Linked DNA regions of Homo sapiens: region 2 is linked to region 1. A link is an interaction called in ENCODE POLR2A ChIA-PET data of the cell type or tissue named here. Cell type or tissue: MCF 10A. All regions are shown on one strand. Each heading gives the region's core, and the rest is flanking DNA. Links, peaks and the distances in the headings are about the cores only. Region 1 overlaps TMPRSS12 (transmembrane serine protease 12). Region 2 overlaps SLC11A2 (solute carrier family 11 member 2).

Region 1 (9,872 bases), core at 1,926-6,925:
TACCTTTAGTGTCATGCTTTATCAAATCCTTTCTTGCGTCAATGTTATATATTCATCTAGATTTTTTTCTGGTTTAGTTTTTTGTTGTTGTTGTTGTTGTCGTTGTTGTCGTTGTTGTTGTTGTTGTTGTTGTTGTTTTGAGACAGAGGCTCGCTCTGTCGCCCAGGCTGGAGTGCAGTGGCACGATCTCGGCTCACTGCAAGCCCCGCCTCCCGGGTTCATGCCATTCTCCTGCCTCAGCCTCCCGAGTAGCTGGAACTACAGGTGTCCGCCATCACGCCCGGCTAATTTTTTTGTTGTTGTTTTTTGTATTTTTAGTAGAGACAGGGTTTCACCATGTTAGCCAGGATGGTCTCGATCTCCTGACCTCGTGATCTGCCTGCCTTGGCCTCCCAAAGTGCTGGGATTACAGGCGTGAGCCACTGCACCCAGCCCTGGTTTAGTTTTTTAATTCACATGCTAAGTTAATATCCAAATGTTTCATTCCAGTAAGTTTCAAAAAAATTATAAAAGTAGAGGGAATATTTTATCGATCTCCCATGTACCCATCACCTAGCTTCCCGTTATCAACTGATACCTGATCTTGTTTCACCTATACCCTCACCATTCTCCCTCCAATTATTTTGAAGCAAAACTCAGACATATCTCTTTGTGTATCTCTAAAAGATGGGAACTCTTTACTAAATAGATTTGTACATTTAAATATTTAATCCATTTGGAGTTTATTTTGGTGTTTAGTGTTATTTCAGGGATCTAGTTTTATTTCTCTTTTCAAACAGCTAGTTGCCCCAATACCACATATTGAATAATTCATTCTTTTGTCCATTGGTACAAAATGCTGCCTTAATAACATATTAAATTCTCATGTACTTGAATCAGTTTCTGGATTTTCTGTCCCATTGGTCTTTTTCTCCTTCCCTAGATCATGATATTTGTGTTATTTGATATTTTATGTCACATGAAACTGGAATTAAAGTTTTTTATTAATCTAACATGAGAAGAAAACTAGTGGGAGATTAAGAATATGTACTTAGTTAATTAAAGATATTTATAATAAGAATGTTTACTTTCTTTCAGCGATCCTTTAATGTGGACAGCTGTGATTGGAACTAATAATATACATGGACGCTATCCTCATACCAAGAAGATAAAAATTAAAGCAATCATTATTCATCCAAACTTCATTTTGGAATCTTATGTAAATGATATTGCACTTTTTCACTTAAAAAAAGCAGTGAGGTATAATGACTATATTCAGCCTATTTGCCTACCTTTTGATGTTTTCCAAATCCTGGACGGAAACACAAAGTGTTTTATAAGTGGCTGGGGAAGAACAAAAGAAGAAGGTAATTATGGTCTGAATTTTACTGATACACATTTTCCTGATTATGGGCAGAGGAAGGTCAAACCTTTTATATACATTCATGTGCCACATAATGACATTTAAGTTAATGACAGACCACACACACGATGGTGGTCTATAAGATTATTTTTCCGTATTTTTATGGTACCTTTTTTTTTTTTTCCAGACAGAGTCTTGCTCTGTTGCCCAGGATGGAGTGCAGTGGCACGATCTCGGCTCACTGCAGCCTCCACCTCCCAAGTTCAAGTGATTCTCCTGCCTCAGCCTCCCAAGTAGCTGGGATTACAGACATGCGCCACCATGCCCTGCTAATTTTTGTATTTTTAGTAGAGACGGGGTTTCTCCATGTTGGTCAGGCTGGTCTTGAACTCCCAACCTCAGGTGATCTGCCCACATCGGCCTCCCAAAGTGCTGGGATTACAGGCATGAGCCACCGCACCTGGCATTCAGCTAATTTTTGTATTTGTAGTAAAGACAGGGTTTCACCATGTTGACCAGGCTGGTCTCGAACTCCTGGCCTCCTGTGATCCACCCGCCTCAGCCTCCCAAAGTGTTGAGATTACAGGCATGAGCCACTAAGCCTGGCCTACTGTACCTTTTCTGTGTTTAGATATACAAATGCTTTCTACTGTATCACAGCTGTCTACAATACTTAGTACAGCGGAACAGGTGTGTAGCCTAGAAGTAACAGGCTATACCATCTACCCTAGGTGTGCAGCAGACTATACCATCTAGGTTTATGTAAGTGCACTCTTATCATGGTTGCACAACAAAATTGCCTAACGATGTATTTCTCAGAATGTTCTCCATCATTAAGTGATGCCTGACTGTGTTTCACTCTGTGTATTTTTTTATCACTTTATGCCATGAGATTGAAAAGTATTATAGGTTCTTATAAAACACTGAAAACAACTTTTTGAGGGGTCTATTTTTCCTTGTGGGATAGGAGAGAAAATTCTTTTCCAAAGCAGAAATAGAGACTTTCTCTGATTGTACATGCCAAGATACTTGAACGTTAAGATAGAATGATAGTTCCAAGTGTTTCTGTAGTTTGAACTCACAGATGGTGAAGCCAGCTCTGCAGCAGAGTTCTCTATTTTAAGTAATAAGCTTCTGGCTATGAAGAATCATATTTAGTTTCCTTTTAATTTAATGCCTTGTTTAGTATCAGGCAAGATGATTGCGATATATTTTTTTAGTGTACTTAGGGGCAGTAAATGTTAACTGACCCAACTAATGGGAGGAATAAAAACATAGACGACACAGTCTCTTTGGTAATAAGAGCTACCACCATTTGGGAGCATTTACCATGTTTCAGGCCCTGTTTCTGTTCTTGTTGTTATTTAAAACACTTTTTTTTTAGAGATGGGGGTCTCACTCTGTCTCTCAGGCTGGAGTGCAGTGGTATAATTATAGCTCACTGCAGCCTCAAACTCCTGGGCTCAAGCAATTCTCCTGCTTCAGCCTCTCCAATAGCTGGGACTACAGGCATGTGCCACCACGCCCAGCTTTTTAAAACGTATTATGTATGTATAGATGTATGTTTTGGTTTTTTAAGAGACATGGTCTTGCTGTGTCACTCAAGCTGGAGTGCAGGGACACGATCATGGCTCACTGTAACCTTTACCTCCTGGTCTCAAGTAATCCTCCTGCCTCAGCCTCCCAAGTAGCTAGGACTACAGGCATGTGCCACCATGCCCAGCTAATTTTTTCATTTTTTTGTAGAGACAGGGTCTTGCCATGTTTCCTAGACTGGTCTTGAACTCCTAGTCTTAAGAAATCCTCCTGCTTCAGCCTCCCAAAGTGCTGAGATTACAGGTATGAGCCATTGTGCCCAGCTTTTGTTTGTTTGTTTTTAAGAGATGGTCTTGCTGTGTTGCTCAGGCTGGTCTCAAACTCCTGGCCTCAAGCAATCTAGCCGCTTCGGTCTCCTGAGTAGCTGGGTTTATAGGCATGAGCACCATGCCTGTCCTGGGTCCTGTTTTAAATATACTGCTTTATCTTATGCCCCCAATATTCCTAAAAGGGAGTTAATGTTATTTTTACCCCATTTAACAGACCAGTAATTGAGAATCTTAGAGGTTAAGAAGTTGGAACTCAAATCCAAGTCCCAAGTCTTTTATTCTAAAGCCTGAATATTTAATAACTATATTAAACTGCTCTTGAGGGAATCATTGTCCTGTTAGGAATATATGAGGTTAAGTACTAAGACTTCTTTTTTCTTCCTATTCCCCACAGGCCCTAGCCATTTAAATATTTGTGGATTATTTAGCTAGGATGTAGATAAATGTACGAAAGACCTGTGAATTATTATTTTTCTTTTTTTTTTTTCCATCTGTGAATACTTTTTAAAGAAGATAAGGAAAGCAACATGGTGTAGGGAAAGGAACATGGGCTTTAGATTCACGGACTTAATTCTGAATCCCAGCCTGCTGCTCTGTGCTAGCTGAATGACCATGGGCATGTTATTGACTCTTTAATAATAATTAGAACAATAATAGAAGCAACTACCGTTTGTTTAGGGCCCAGTACTTAATAAAATGCTAAGCATTGCAATGCATTATCTCATTTAATACCCCCAGCAACACTACAGAAAATACTATAAAATGAATGAGTAAAATAAAGCTTAAAGAGGTTAAATAAGTTGCTTAAACTAATAAAATAACTAAACGATGAAGTCAGAATTCAAGCCCAGTTCTGCCTGTTGCAAATCTCATGTATTTCCACTGTATTATTAATATATCTTTTTTTTTTTTTTGAGAGGGAGTCTTGCTCTGTCTCCAGGCTGGAGTGCAGTGGCGCAATCTCGGCTCATTGCAACCTTTGCCTCTTGGGTTCAAGTGATTCCTCTGCCTCAGCCTCCCCAGTAGCTGGGACTACGGGCACGTGCCACCACACTCGGCTAATTTTTTGTATTTTAGTAGAGACGGGGTTTCACCATGTTGGCCAGGATGGTCTTGATCTCCTGACCTCGTGATCCACCTGCCTCGGCCTCCCAAAGTGCTGGGATTACAGGCGTGAGCCAGGTGCACCCGGCCTAATATATCATCTTTCACAATGTCATACAGTTTCATGATCTTTAAAGTGAGAGCAATGATACCCATCAGAGAGTTGTTTTGAGAATTAAATTAGTTCTCCAGCAACATGGTAGTTTACATGTACATACCAAGCTCCCCACTGAAAACTATTAAAGAGGGAGAATACATAGGTTAAGGACTCGGTGTGACGATAGAAACTTAGACAGGGAACTGGAACACGGAAGTTGACTTTGATCTTGAGGGTATTCGCCAAAATGTTAACTTTTAATATTGACTTCAGTGGTTTCATAGGCCTTGGAAGGAAATGGTTAAAGAATAAAACTTGTCCAAGTTGGGAAGTAGGGAAGACACTCCCATAAAGCTGGAGTCTGTCCCATGGCTATACTTTAAAAATGAGTCACACTCATGACCCAGCATATAATTTTTTTTTTTTTAAAGACAGAGTCTTGCTCTGTCACCCAGGCTGGAAGGTGGTGATGCGATCTCAGCTCACTGCATCTTCCGCCTCCTGGATTCAAACAATTCTTGTGCCTCAGCGTCTCCAGTAGCTGGGATTACAGAGGTGTACCACCACGCCCAGTTAATTTTTGTATTTTTAGTAGAGATGGAATTTCGCCATGTTGGCCAGGCTGGTCTCAAAACTCCTGGCCTCAAGTCATCTGCCCACCTTGGCCTCCCAAAGTGCTAGGACTACAGGCGTGAGCCCCTGCACCCGCCTTGTTCTTATATATATAGTATACTTCAAATGTGATCTAGGTAGGTTAAAAAAAAAAGGAGGGAAAAATACACATGGCTACATTAATCAAAAGAAAGCTGGATTACACGTGTAATCCTAGCACTTTGAGGGGCTGAGGTGGGAGGACTGCTTGAGGCCAGGAGTTCGAGACCAGCCTGAGCAACATAGGGAGACCTCGTCGCTAAAAAAATTAGCCAGGTATGGTAGTGCATGTCTATAGTCCCAGCTATGTGGGAGGATCACTTGAGCCCAGGAGTTCGAGGTTATGGTGAGCTATGATAGCACCACTGCACTCCAGCCTGGGTAACAGAGAAAGACCCTGTATCCAGACAAAAAAAGGAAGCTGGAATGGAAAAAAGAGAAAGTAGGAATGGCTATATAAATATCAGATAAAGTAGACTTACAGCAGAGAAGATTACAAGGATGGTGAGAGACATTACATAATAATAAAAGGCCCTCAGTCCACCAAGAAGACATAGCAATGCTAAACGTGTGTACACCAAAAAACAGACATATGGTTTCTTAAAAACATACATGTGAACATACACTTACCATATGACCCAGCAATTGTACCCCTAGATATTTATCCCAGAGAAATACAAATGTCCACACACAAAAAAACTATTTACAGATGTTCATGAAAGCTTTATTTTAAAAGCCAAAAACTAAAAACAACCAAAATGTCCTTCAATAGGAGAATGCTTAAATAAACTAGTATAGCCTTACCATAGAATATAACTAAGCAGTTAAAAGGTATGAACGATTGATAGATGCAACAAGTTAGATGGACAAGGGCATTATGTTGAGTGAAAAGAAGCCAATTTTAAAATGTCATATATGATTCCAAGTATATAACAATGAAATGACAAAATTATGCAGACAGAGAATAGATTAGTAGTTGCTAGGGTTAAGAAGGTTAGGTAGCATGAAGGAGATTTTTGTCCTGATGGAATAACTCTATGCCCTGTTTTTTTGTGGTGGTTTCATGAATCTACACACACATTGTATTAATGTCAGTCTCCAGATTTTGATACTGTATTTCAGTGACAGAGATGTAACCATTGTAGGAAACTGCATAAAATGTACACTTGACTTTTTAGTGCTATCTTTGCAACTACCAATAACTCCATAATTATTTTAAAATAAAAAGCTTTTTAAATGAACCACATATAACCAACAAATCCTCACCTCCTATCGCCATCCCCATGTTTACTGGGAAAACTGCCTAATGGAAGGGGGAAAAGCTAGAAATTCCCTCTCCCCAAAATATGTAACTATAAATACCACTCACACGGATTTGCTATCCAAAGTAACACTGAGTAGACTACAAAGCTTCAAGCTGAGAATTTAGTTTAAAACAGGTTCTAGCTTAGTAACATCCCAAGATTTGATCCTGACAACATCAAATGCAAATTATTTATATAGAAACCCAACTTCATCTAAGGCTTCAAAGAATATAACCAGATAAAGTTGCAGTGAAATCGAATGGATTACAATAAAAAGATCACAAATAATTAATATATTTAACATACATATCTAATATAATTAAATATAATAACTGAAATTAATTCAATGGGCTAAAGTTTAGAAGCACTTAAGATCCCACAGATTAAAATCAACCAAATATCAGTTCAAAGATCACCAAACACATAAGGAAACAAACCATTAATAGTGAAAGCCAACAGAAACAACAAACATATTAAGCCTCCCAAGGACTTCAGATATTAATATTTTTAGGTATAGAATAAAAAAATATGTAAATTGTTTAAAGAACTAAAAGGTAGAATTAAAAATGAGCAATAGACTATTGTTTTGTTTTGTTTTGTTTTTTTGAGACGGAGTCTTGCTCTGTCACCCAGCTGGAGTGCAGTGGCGAGATCTTGGCTCACTGCAAGCTCCACCTCCAGGGTTCACGCCATTCTCCTGCCTCAGCCTCCTGAGTAGCTGGGACTACAGGCGCCCACCACCACACCCAGCTAATTTTTTGTGTGTTTTTAGTAGAGACAGGGTTTCACCGTGTTAGCCAGGATGGTCTCGATCTCCTGACCTCGTGATCCACCCACCTCGGCCTCCTAAAGTGCTGGGATTACAGGTATGAGCCACAGGGCCCGGCCAAAAATCAGCAATAGACTATTTAGAAGGACTAGGCACTAGAATCTTTAAAAATGAAAAACGTAATTGCTAGTATTTAAAACTCATTGGATAGGCTGGGTGCGGTGGCCCATGCCTGTAATCCTAGCACTTTGGGAAGCCAAGGCAGGTGGATCACCTGAGACCAGGAGTTTGAGACCAGCCTAGCCAACATGGTGAAACCCCCAATCCACTAAAAATACAAAAAATTAGCCAGGCATGGTGGTGGGTGCCTGTAATCCCAGCTACTTGGGAGGCTGAGGCAGGAGAATCACTTGAACCAGGAGGCAGAGGTTGCAGTGAGCCAAGATCATATCTTTGCACTCCAGCCTGGGCAACGAGAGCAAGACTCTGTCTCAAAAAACAAAAACAAAACTCATTGGATAAACTAGATATCATATTAGACACAGCTGAAGAGAGGATTTGTGAACCAGAAGATATATCTGAAGGAACTTCCTAGACTGTAGCACCGAAGGGAAAAAAGAGAAAACATGAAATAAGGTATAAGAAGGATAGAATGAGAAAATCTAATATACATCTAATGTGAGTGCCAGAGAGGAAGGAATAAAGAGGATAGAGGAGAGGCAATATTCAATGGATTTGGGTTGAAATTTCTTAAAAATTGATGAAAGACATGAATCCAGATAAAATATTAATAGGCACAATATTAGCCAAAACAAAACGTAATCCCCTTTCATACATTATACTGAAGTTGAACAACAAAGAAAAAAAAAAAACAGAAGATCTGAAATGTAGCCAGAGATAAAAGAAAAATCTTTATAATAGAATTACAGATTAGTTTTCAGACTTCTCAGTAGGAATAATGAAAGCCAAAAGACACCCTCTCCTGTTGCCGTGTGAAGATGTGCTTGCCTCCCCTTTGCCTTCTGCCATGATTGTAGGTTTCTTGAGGCCTACCCTCAAGAAACATAGCTTGAGTACAGACTGCAGAACTGATTACTCAGATTATCATGGCAGATGGGAGGCAGAACTAGATTGCAGCTCCAACATGGAGCTTCTGTACAGACTGCAGAGCTGATTATTCAGATTATCATGGCAGATGGGAGCCAGAACTAGATTGCAGCTCTAATGTGGATGGACAGAGCAGCGTGTGGAGGCTGGCATCATGAATTTTAGCTCCAGAATGACTGCAGAAATAAATCGAGAATCCCAAGACAACCCACAGACCCTCTGAAGGAAGCAGACTGCTCCTGCAGGACTTGGGAGACACCCCAAATACTCTGGGAGGTGGGTAGCCTGGGGCAAGTTCTCAGCCCTGCTTGCCCACTGTCTGGAAAGAGACTTGGTGCTGTTGAGGGGCATGGTGGGAGTGAGACTGGCCCTTTGGATTGTGTGGGAGCTGGATGAGGCCTGTGATTGCCAGCTTTTCCCCACTTCCCTGACAACCTGCATGACTCAGCAGAGGCAGCCATAATCACTTGGTATACAACTCCATTGACCTGGGCACCTCACCCCCATCCCTCACAGCAGCCTCAGCAAGACCCACCCAAGGAGAGTCTGAGCTCAGACATGCCTAGCCCCACCCCCACCTGATGGTCCTTCCCTACCCACCCTGGTTGCTGAAGACAAAGGGCATATACCCTTGAGAGTTCTAGGGCCCTGTCCACCACTGGTTTCTCTCCATAATACCACAGCTGATGCTCTCTGGAAAGCACCACCTCCCAGCAGGAGGCCAACAAGCACAAAAATAGGACATTAAACCACCAAAGCTAAGAACCTTCACAGAGTCCATTTCAACCCCCTGCCATCTCCACTGGAACAGGTGCTGGTATTCACGGCCGAGAGACCCATAGATAGTTCACATCACGGGACTCTGTGCAGACAGCCCCCAGTACCAGCCCAGAGCCTGGTAGACTTGCTGGGTGGCTAGACCCAGAAGAAAGATAACAATCGCTGCAGCTCGGTTCTCAGGAAGCCACATCCATAAGAAAGGTGGGGAGAGTACTACATCAAAGGAACACTCAATGGATAAAAGAATGTAAACAACAGCCTTCAGCCCTAGACTTTCCTTCTGACAGAGCCTACCCAAATGAGATGGAACCAGGAAACCAACTCTGGTAATACGACAAAACAAGGCTCTTTAACACTCCCCAAAAAATCACACTAGCTCACCAGCATTGGGGCCAAACCAAGAAGAAATCCCTGATTTAACTGAAAAAGAATTCAGGAGGTTAGTTATTAAGCTAATCATGGAGGCTCCAGAGAAAGGCGAAGCCCAATGCAAGGAAATCCAAAAACTGGTACAAGAAGTGGAGGGAGAAATATTCAAGGAAATAGATAGCATCAAGAAAAAACAAAACTTCAGGAAACATTGGACACACTTACAGAAATGCAAAATGCTCTGGAAAGTCTCTGCAATAGAATTGAGCAAATAGAAGAAAGAAATTCAGAGCTCAAAGTCTTTGAATTAACCCAATCCAACAAAGACAAAGAAAAAAGAATAAGAAAATATGAACAAAGCCTCCAAGAAGTCTGGGATTATGTTAAACAACCAAACCTAAGAATAATTGGTGTTCCTGAGGAAGAAGAGAAACCTAAAGTTTGGAAAATATATTTGGGGGAATAATCGAGGAAAACTTCCCCA
Region 2 (9,872 bases), core at 2,223-7,222, 120 kb after region 1:
CAAAAAACGCTGGGTGCAGTGGCTCACACCTGTAATCCCAGCACTTTGGGAGGCTGAGGCAGGTAGATCACTTGAGGTCAAGAGTTTGAGACCAGCCTGGCCAACATGGTGAAACCCCATCTCCACTAAAAATGTGGTGCCTGTAATCCCAGCTATTCAGGAGGCTGAAGGAGGAGAATCGATTAAACCGGGGAGGTAGAGGTTACAGTGAACTGAGATCACGTCAATGCATTCCCACCTTGGCGACAGGGCAAGACTCTTCTCAAAAAAATAACAACAAACAACAACAACAACAACAACAAATTTAAGGAAACAAATTCCTGGTTAGGAAGGTGGGTGAAAAAAAAAATCTATACATGTAGGCAAGCAGTTTGTGATATGTGGACTAATATTCCAAATCTCACTCTAGTACTAATCTCATGCTACTTGGTATAAATAGGTATTTTAAAGTGAAACATTTAGCATTCCCTAGGAGATTCAACAATACAAATATTGGCCACTCCTAGAAATAGACTTTGGACCTAGAAACAGTGTTTGGTATGTTAATGGGAATAGTGGGAAGAAAATACATTGGCGGACTATACAAATATTAGAAAGAAGATAAATATCTTCACTATCTTATGTCAGGACTTACAAGCTAAATGTTAGAAGTTTCCTCTTTTTTTGCCTAAAACTTGAATGCCAGAATGAGCTGAGTTACAATGCAGCACGGAAAACTGATCACTGGTTAAAGTGTGGTTTCTGGATCTTGTTACTGGATATTAAAGCTCTTTGGCAATGCCTTCATATCTGTTTAATGACTAGAAAACAATTCAAGAAAAGTGACGACAAAGACAATAATTACAAAATAGGCTGATAACCAGAGTTAATTATGATTGCCAAACAGAAGAAATGTTTTTTTAAGAAATGATGTGTTAATATGATGTGTTAATATCAGTAGATACAAAGGATATAATCTGGTTGACTAAAATCAAACTGAAATTTCACTGACATAGTAAAGTATCACTTTACAAGATAGTCAATTTGACCAGTTCATTGTGAAAAAGAGCATTGTTCTCTTTTCTTTCTCACTTGTGATCCAGACAAAACAAATATCTGATATATCAAAACAATATTTAAAAAAAAAATACAAAAGTTCTATCAGTTTCATATAACCTTAAAACTCTACCCAAACTGAGATGCTCAGGTTTACATAAATATATATACATATATATCTTTTAAATCCCAGAGTCCAAGACACAAGCCCATAGGGGTGTGTGGCCATCAGAGGCCAATCGTTTAACTCTGGGAGTGTATGACTGTTATGAGGTGGGTGGGTCTCTGACCTACATTTATAGCTGTCAGTTTTGAACACCCTTCCCATGAGGAAATCTTTGCCTTTTGTTCAAAACGTCTGAACAAAACTCACCTCTGAACTAACAGAGACGTTAACGGGACACCTGGCACAAAAAGGGCTTAGAAAAACATGTTCTTATAGAGTCTCTCAGGCTGTCAGTCATCTAGACACAAGTGAGTCAGCGTCCATGGTGTTCAGAAGATAGAGTTCAGGCTGAGCTGTCAATCCCAGATGGCACTAAGGAAAAAAAGATGGAAGAGGGTTAGACTGATTTTCACGTATTTATTGAAATCAGCTTTTAAGTACCTATAATTAGCACATCAATTTAGGCCTTTTTTTCTGTACTGCTATATTGATTTTTATTTCAGAAAAGAAATGGCTTACAGATACATACATGAATGGCTTCTGATATGCAAAATAACAGGTAGGAGCTGAAATAGTTAAGGACTGAGATGGTACCAAATGTCCTTAGCAAAATTAGCACTCTGACTATTCTTGTGACACACTCTGCCTAAGGATGGGTGCTTCAAATCAGGATAAGAACAAACAAGCAGAATGCTTTTGTATTTTACTACTGTGTGAATTAGAAATCAAATTCCCAATGGTTTCAATCCTGAGCCCTATTATCCTTTGGCACTGGAGCAGAGAAAAGCCTTTCATTTAAAAAACAAAAACATGAAATGGCATGTACCAAGAGGGAGAAAGATGACCTGTGGGTCCCAAATGTTTGTCAGCCTGCATCAGAATCACCGAAGCTGCTTTTAAAACACAATTCCCAGCTGGGTGCGGTGGCTCACGCCTGTAAACCCAGCACTTTGGGAGGCCAAGGTGGGCGGATCATGAGGTCAGGAGATCGAGACCATCCTGGCCAACATGATGAAACTCCGTCTCTACTAAAAATACAAAAAAAATTAGCTGGGTGTGGTGGCACACACCTGTAATCCCAGCTAATCGGGAGGCTGAGGCAGGAGAATCACTTGAACCCAGGAGGCAGAGATTGCAGTGAGCCGAGATTGCACCACTGCACTCCAGCCTGGCGACAGAGTCAGACTCCGTCTCAAAAAACAAAACAGCAAACAAACAAAAAACAATTCCGACTGGGCACGGTGTCTCATGCCTGTAATCCCAGCACTGTGGGAGGCCGAGGCGCATGGATCACCTCAGGTCAGAAGTTCAAGACCAGCCTGACCAACATGGCGAAACCCCTCGACTAAAAATACAAAAATTAGCGGGGCATGGTGGCGCATGCCTGTAATCCCAGCTACTCACGAGGCTGAGGCAGGAGAAACACTTGAATCCAGGAGGCAGAGGCTGCAGTGAGCTGAGATCATGCCACTGCACTCCGGCCTGGGCAACACAGCGAGACTCCGTCAAAAAAAAAAAAAAAAAAACCCACAATTCCAGACTCCACTCCTAAAGAACTGAGTCTAGATGGTTTGTGTTGGGACCTGTGAAGTTGTTATTTTTTTTGTAGAGACAAGGCCTCACTATGTCACTCACGCTGGAGTGCCAATGACACAATCTTGGCTCACTGCCACCTCTACCTCCTGGGCTTCAGCCATCCTCCCATCTCAGCCTCCCAAGTAGCTAGGACTATAGGCGTGTGCCACCACACTCAGCTAATTTTTTTGTAGACAGGGTTTTGCCATGTTTCCTAGGCTGGCTATGAAGTTATTTCTTTTTACTTTTTCTCTTCTCGAATACACCTTGAGACAAGTTTGAGTCTCATTTTAGCCCTATTATTATTACGCAGAGCTTTTATTGTTATCCTTTGGCACCAACAGCCTCTAAGTTAATGCAGAATGCAGACTATAAATTTATTGGTAGCAACTATCCCTATTTTAGTGTAATATAAAGGCACTGGAGTTGGGTTCAAGCCCTTAACTCTGCCACTTTCTATGGCCTTCAGCATGTCACATATACTTTTGGAGCCTTATTCTACTCATTTGTAAAATGTGAATAAATGCTACATTTGAAAATGCCAAGTACAGCCAGGCACAGTGGCTCACACCTGTAATCCCAGCACTTTGAGAGGCCGAGGCAGGCAGATCACTTGAGGTCAGGAGTTCGAGAGCAGCCTGACCAACATGGTAAAACCCTGGCTTTACTGAAAATACAAAAATTAGCCAGGTGCAGTGGCTCACGTTTGTAATCCCAGCACTTAGGGAGGCTGAGGTGGGTGGATCATGAGGTCAGGGGTTTGAGACCAGCCTGGCCAACATGGTGAATCCCCATCTCTAAAAATACAAAAATTAGCTGGCCTTAGTGGTGTGTGCCTGTAGTCCCAGTTACTTGGGAGGCAGAGGCAGGAGAATTGCTTGAACCTGGGAAGGGAAGGTTGCAGTGAGCTGAGATCGCACCACTGCACTCCAGCCTGGGCAACAGAGTGAGACTCCATCTTAAAAAAAAAAAATTATCCAGGCATGGTGGTGGGCACCTGTAATCCCAGCTACTCGGGAGGCTGAGGCAGGAGAATTGCTTGAACCTGGGAGGCAGAGGTGGCAGTGAGCCGAGATCATAGCACTGCACTCCAGCCTGGGTGACAAAGCTCGACTCCATCTCAGAAAAAAAAAAAAAGAAAATGCCAAGTACACCAATATACTATCTCATGTGAGTCTTCGACACATATATTTAACACATTACAAACTGCAGTGTATAACCTCACAGGCTTGCAGTGATGACTGTGTGAAGACAGATTAGACCAAATGATGCCCAGGATAAAACTATTTCCAACTAGTGGGCTAGGAAAACACTGTATTACACTGGCTTTAGGACATGGAAACAGCTCTTCAGACATCAGCTTGCTTAATTTAGGCTTAAGTAAATAACAGCAATTAAATATATTGACAATTCATTGAAGCCTTTCCCAAGTGAGCAATGGTGGTAGACTTCTTCAATACGTAGTAAGCAAGGGTTGCAGTATTGGTCCTGTGATGCCCACAGAGTGTCACTTAGATGACTTAGTTGATAGACCACTTTCATTGGAGATGTTTGTTATATTGTTCTGAGACATTGAGAAATGAGACTAAATGGCCTGGAAATAGGCTAAAATACTTCCGGGGGCAGAGAGCTAATGCAAATGAGTGAACTTATTAACTAGTAACTCTTGGCTATTGCTGGGATAGGACCATAGAGGGCCCTGTCCATTCTCTACACTTGCCAAAAGCATTCAAACTTACTTTTAAAAATTCTGCACAGGGACCAAAATCTACCAGTTGGCAACTTCTGCCTAATGCATATTCTAGCACTAATCAGAGTATGAAACAAATGCTTCAGTGTGTTATGTTCCTTGTGCTGCTAAACAACAAAGCTTGGTGACAACCCAACATGAAGGGTATACTATATATTACACAGGATAGTTTGGGAATGAAAACATGGGTTCTGGAGTTAAGCTATGCGAGTTCAAATGCCAACTGCACATTTCATTAGTAATGTAAATGTGGGCAAGTTACTTTTGGCCTTCCAGTTGACTCATCTACATAGAGGCTGATCCTCTTGTTGTTACAAGGATTAAATGAGATAATACAACTGTTCAGGCCAGGCCTTAGAACACAGTACTGAGTTAGCCATTTTTAAATTCATAAGCTAAGGGACTTAGAGAAGCTGACAGATTTAGATTCATTGGTCCTACCAATGAAGGAGCAGAAGGTATTCCAGAGGGCAGAGCTAAAGGAAATGTTTCAAAACAGGATCCTCACATTGTTTTGAATCCTATTTTAGTTCTGAAATTAAATCCAAAGTAAAGAGAGAGCACTAAATGAGGAAGGACAACATGGAGAACAAAATTCTTCCTAGATGAATTCCACTGTGTTACTCACAGGGAAGCCTTGCAACAGAGAAAGGGAAAATGAAGTTCTGGTGACACTCCTGGGACAAATCAAGTGCTGACTCAAGTTTTCCTGTCATGTGCCTAGTAAAGTTCACTGTGCCTGAGCTCTGCCTTTGTTTTTAATAAATGGTGTCAATATTTCCATTTATATCAGGTCTGCCAAAATGCTCCTTGGTCTTTAAGCTAAATGAGTTTGGTTTCTCTTCAAATACTAATTTTTCATTGGCAGCACATATAGAATGTAAAAGTGAAACAGTGAAATAAGCTACAGGTAGAAAATAGTCAGCTTAGAGAAAAGCAGAATAAAATTTTTTTCCCAAGTTTCAACATGGTAATGATGTGACCTTTAGCTATGGTAAAACTATTTGACTAAGTGGGTAAATGGAAATTAATATCCTGGTATCTGCAATTAATCCAAGCTTTCTGAGGACTAAATCCATTTATTTCTCTATCCTTTCTAAGGAGAAAATCCTAACAGTGTGGACTTAGTGTGCCATTCCAGGTGGTAGTTGCTGTTTCAGTATTTTTTGTATCAAAGTTGTTGTAACCCTATTAATAAATTATTTCAAGGTTAAAAAAATACCCAGGAAACCAAATTGGAAAAAGAAATTTTTTTTTAATTAGAAACCAAGTTTACATACGGTTAAATGGTTACTAAAAGCTCAGTTGTAACCACTCCTAACACCACTAGCAGAACCTCAAGGGAGCCAAGAGCTCTTCCCTTTTCCCCTGTTAATTTCCAGTATAATGTAGCAGCACAATTATTTCATGTCACATTTAAGAAGAACAAGAACCAATTTATATAAAGTACAATTGTATATCCTTAAACATTCCACATAAACACACTGTCAAAACTCACTGGATATGCTGGAATTGGAGGACTTAAATTTCTACATATTATTTATTGCACCCAGAGTACTGGTTAAAATGCACTTTCTGTGAAGATCAAATGCAATAACGTATGAGGGTATTTTTAACACTGTGAAGTACACACATAATATTATAAAATGCCATTTAATTGGAAGGAGTTTTCTATCATTGCAAGTCATAAATATAACTTTTAAAAGAATACTAGCAGCTTTTACCTAGGCTCCTAAATGCTTGTAAATCTGAGACTGACTGGACCCACCCAGACCCAGGGCAAAGATACATGTTACCATATCATCTTTATAAAGAATTTTTTTTTTGTCGTCAGTTTGGCCTTTCCTACTGCAGCCAGGTGAGAGCTTAAGATGTCAGTCCCCAATATCTTCACAGAGTGCCTTTATGACCAGTTTGGAGAATTACGATGGTAAGGGGAAGAGGCAGATATGAAGAGGAATGGTTAGGGGAATTGTCATTCATAACTCTGTGCTATATTACTTGAGGGGCTAAGAAAAATGTATGGTCAGTGAAACACAGTAGTGTACCCTTAAATGCCTTATAAAAGACCATCCATCCAGTCTGCGCTTTTGACTGTGTGCAAGTATCAGTAATAATGCTTTTGGGGGCTCAGATGAACAGCGAACACCAATCAGCCAGGACTCTGGAAGGAAAGCTCCAAAAATGAGAAGTCCTTCAACACCATTTTCCATTACTGTTCTCACCAAATCAATGACTATAAAACAGTTTTGATTATTTATCTCCATCAAAGTGATTTGATTTGAGATAATCACACAATCTCAGGCTCGGTATGTAAAAATGTCAGAAGTGGCTGAAGTAAAAGCAGCAGCTTTGTGCTGAAGACACCCATTTCCTCTGACTCCAGAGCTCCACCATCTGGTCTCAAGATTTTTCCCTCTGAGGAAACAGCTGTAGAGAGGTAGCCCAGTTCAACTTTGCTGAGACAGTGAACTTTGCAACCATACTAACACCTACTGACTTGCAGAGAACGCTGAGAAAGACAGTGTGCTTTGCAACGGTTAAGTCCACAGCTCCTGAGATTGCCTCGCAAGTCATCTTGGGCATGAAGCAGAGCGGTGCATCAGAAAAACATGACGATTCTGCTGAGAGGTGGCTTTAGGAACAAAATAGATGGCTCTCCTCCCTTAAAGTCTTTTCTCCCCACCCTCAACATTTCACGAGAACATCAGTTCATAAATACTACCATCTGTTTCTATCACCACCCTCCTGGAGAAAGAAAGTTAAGGTTTTACAACCACATGTGCTCAAGAGTAAATATCATCAGGAAAGCTCTGTACTAACAGGCAGGTTATTAAGACTCCCAAGAAATCCTCATAAGCTTTTCAATCTGAGGAAAATCCTGAGAAGGTAATTAGTAAGCACCACCTAGCGATGTGGTGCTGGTTTTGTTAGTTGTCAGTTTTTCCCCTTCTTTGTTTTCTCACCCCTCTTAACTTCCACTGAGAAATTAAAGTGGAAATAAGTTCAAAGAATCCTAAGCCTGATAGAGCTAGGTGTCTCTTCATTTTATATTTCATATGGATGAAGCTATTCTAGTTGATAATTTGGTATAATTAAAATAACTGAAAAGGTAGGTATAAGGAAAATTTCTCAGCCTTTAAAAATCCATTACATTTTGATAAATAAAACTTGCATACTCATTCTGTAGTTTGTATAATAAAAAATGTATTGCATTTTCCAATTTTTTTTTAACATATAGCCTGGTTAAGAATCATGCATATCCTTGTCTCTCCGAAGGATAAACTGAGCTGGCCCTTGGGCAACTACTTAAGAATTTAGTGTTGGAATGATAGCAGCAAATGTCAGCTTTTCAAAGATCCCACCCTAATCCAGTTCTAAGGTTAGGTCAGGAAGGAAAAAATAATTCCATCTTTCAAATACACATGAAACAAAGTCTTTTCCAACCAACGGTTGAGTCATAAACACAGTCTGTGCAACGGCACATACTTTTGGCTATGTTCACACAGTAAACCATAGAAACACACTGGCTCTGATGGCTACCTGCAGAAGACAGACTAATCCAGTGTTATTTAACGTAGCCACGGGTGGCTTCTTCTGTCAGCAGGCCTTTAGAGATGCTTACCGTATGCCCACAGTCCAGGAAGGACATGCCCAGTGCAATCAAACATTGCCAACCCTGAAAGACAAAATATGGTCATCACTCACCAGGCTCTTTGAAGAGCCATGACTGCTCACACAGCACTTCTCAAATGCAAACCTGCTCCCTTCCTTGAACATCCAGCTGTGCCCATCTTCTACCACCAAGGGTTGCACAAGTCATTCTCTCAACCCCACTCCCCCTTCAAAAAATCAGCTGCCTTCCTCAACAAAGTTTGTCCATACTATTTTAAATATTGAATTTCTCTGTTCTTACTGCTTTGTGTCTGTGGTTTTCCTTTTTTTTAAAATCTTTATTATTATTTTACATTTTAGAGACAAGGTCTCCCTCTATTGCTCAGGCTGGAGTATAGTGGTGCAATCATAGCTCACTGAAGCCTCGAATTCCTGGGCTCAAGCAATCCTCTCTCCTCAGCCTCCTGAGTTGCCAGGATTACAGACGCACACCACCATGCCCAGCTAATTTATTTTTTTTTGTAGAGACAAGGTGTCTTGCTATATTTCTCAAGCTGGTCTGAAACTCCTAACCTCAAGCAATCCTCCTGGCTCGGCCTCCCAAAGCACTGAAATTACAAGCGTGAGCCACCTCGTCCAGCCTGTTGTTTGTTTCTTTTACCCAACTGTAAGTTCTCGGAAGTCCACTTTTCCTCAGTCCTCCCCATGATAAGAATGACTAACAGACTAATACAATTGGTGTAGTCTCCTAAGCTGCTCTATGAAGTTCCTGTTTTGAAGTTAAACAACAGTAACCCACTCTAGAATCAGCCCTCTCCTCTCAAAATGGGTCTTCAAGCCAGACACGGTGGCTCATGCCTGTAATCCCAACACTTCAGGAGGCTGAGGCAGGTGGATCACCTGAGGTCAAGAGTTTGAGACCAGCCTGGCCAACATGGCAAAACCCCATCTCTACTAAAAATACAAAAATTAGCCAGGCATGGTTAGCACATGGCTGTAGTCCCAACTACTCAGGAGGCTAAGGCAGGCGAATCACTTGAACCCAGGAGGCAGAGGTTGCAGTGAGCTAAGATCATGCCACTATACCCTAGCTTGGGCGATAGAGAAAAACTCTGTCTCAAAAATAATAATAATAATGGGTCTTCAACAAGCTCATTAGCCTTAGGCTGACTGAGGACAAACTGGCATCTTCATATCCAATTTGCATTCTGAAAGGATCCCCCTAACTTCTATAGTGAATTTTTAAAAACAATTCCTGTCAAGGACACATTCAGTTACTTGGTTTTCCTTGAAGTTAAGTTCCTAGATCATAGGGTCAGTACAGTCTTTGTGTGCACAAAGTTTATTGGGAAGAAAAAAAGAAGAGATCTAGGAAATAATTTTTCAACATTTACTGAAGTGATTTTCTTAATAAAGTATCTAATGTGTGGCACACTGGTGTGGGGAAGTGTTCTAGAGATTAACAGCAGGTTTCCAGCCTCCATCTGTAGCCATTCTCTGCAGCAAAAATGGTATAAATTCTACTATTCCTTATCCCTAACCCCTGTGTCTTTTCAAAGAAACCTGTATAGAACAGGGAAATGGATCTGTTGTTATTTTGGCTGTTTTTCATTAATATAAGCAATGCTAAAGAAGATTTGGAAAATAGAGAAGAATATATCTATAATCCTAGCTTCCTACAACAACTATATTGCCATTTTTATATAATTCTAGACTTCTTAAAAAATTTTT

The links. ChIA-PET counts read pairs that join two places held together with the same protein. Peaks named below come from ENCODE experiments on the same cell type or tissue, not always from the same donor. Only the 100,000 strongest peaks of a DNase experiment are listed, where the experiment ranks them.
Region 2: POLR2A ChIA-PET joins it to region 1 with 12 read pairs; 2 of 35 experiments call an interaction of 5 or more read pairs at or near these places.

Annotation. Positions count from the first base shown.
Region 1 is chr12:50,857,708-50,867,579 of GRCh38, forward strand. TMPRSS12 (transmembrane serine protease 12) reads left to right here. Exons shown (of 5, transcript NM_182559.3): 3 at 1,078-1,346. Among named protein-coding and RNA genes, the nearest start is that of TMPRSS12, 20 kb to the left of the region's middle. RefSeq lists enhancers at 1-242, 243-742. In MCF 10A, for the core only: no CTCF peak of the experiment used is centred there; a DNase peak (open chromatin) is centred at 4,784.
Region 2 is chr12:50,980,231-50,990,102 of GRCh38, forward strand. SLC11A2 (solute carrier family 11 member 2) reads right to left here. Exons shown (of 16, transcript NM_000617.3): 16 at 5,762-8,205. The coding sequence ends at 8,095. Among named protein-coding and RNA genes, the nearest start is that of HIGD1C, 33 kb to the left of the region's middle. RefSeq lists a silencer at 1,463-1,663. In MCF 10A, for the core only: a CTCF peak has its summit at 6,946; a DNase peak (open chromatin) is centred at 6,931.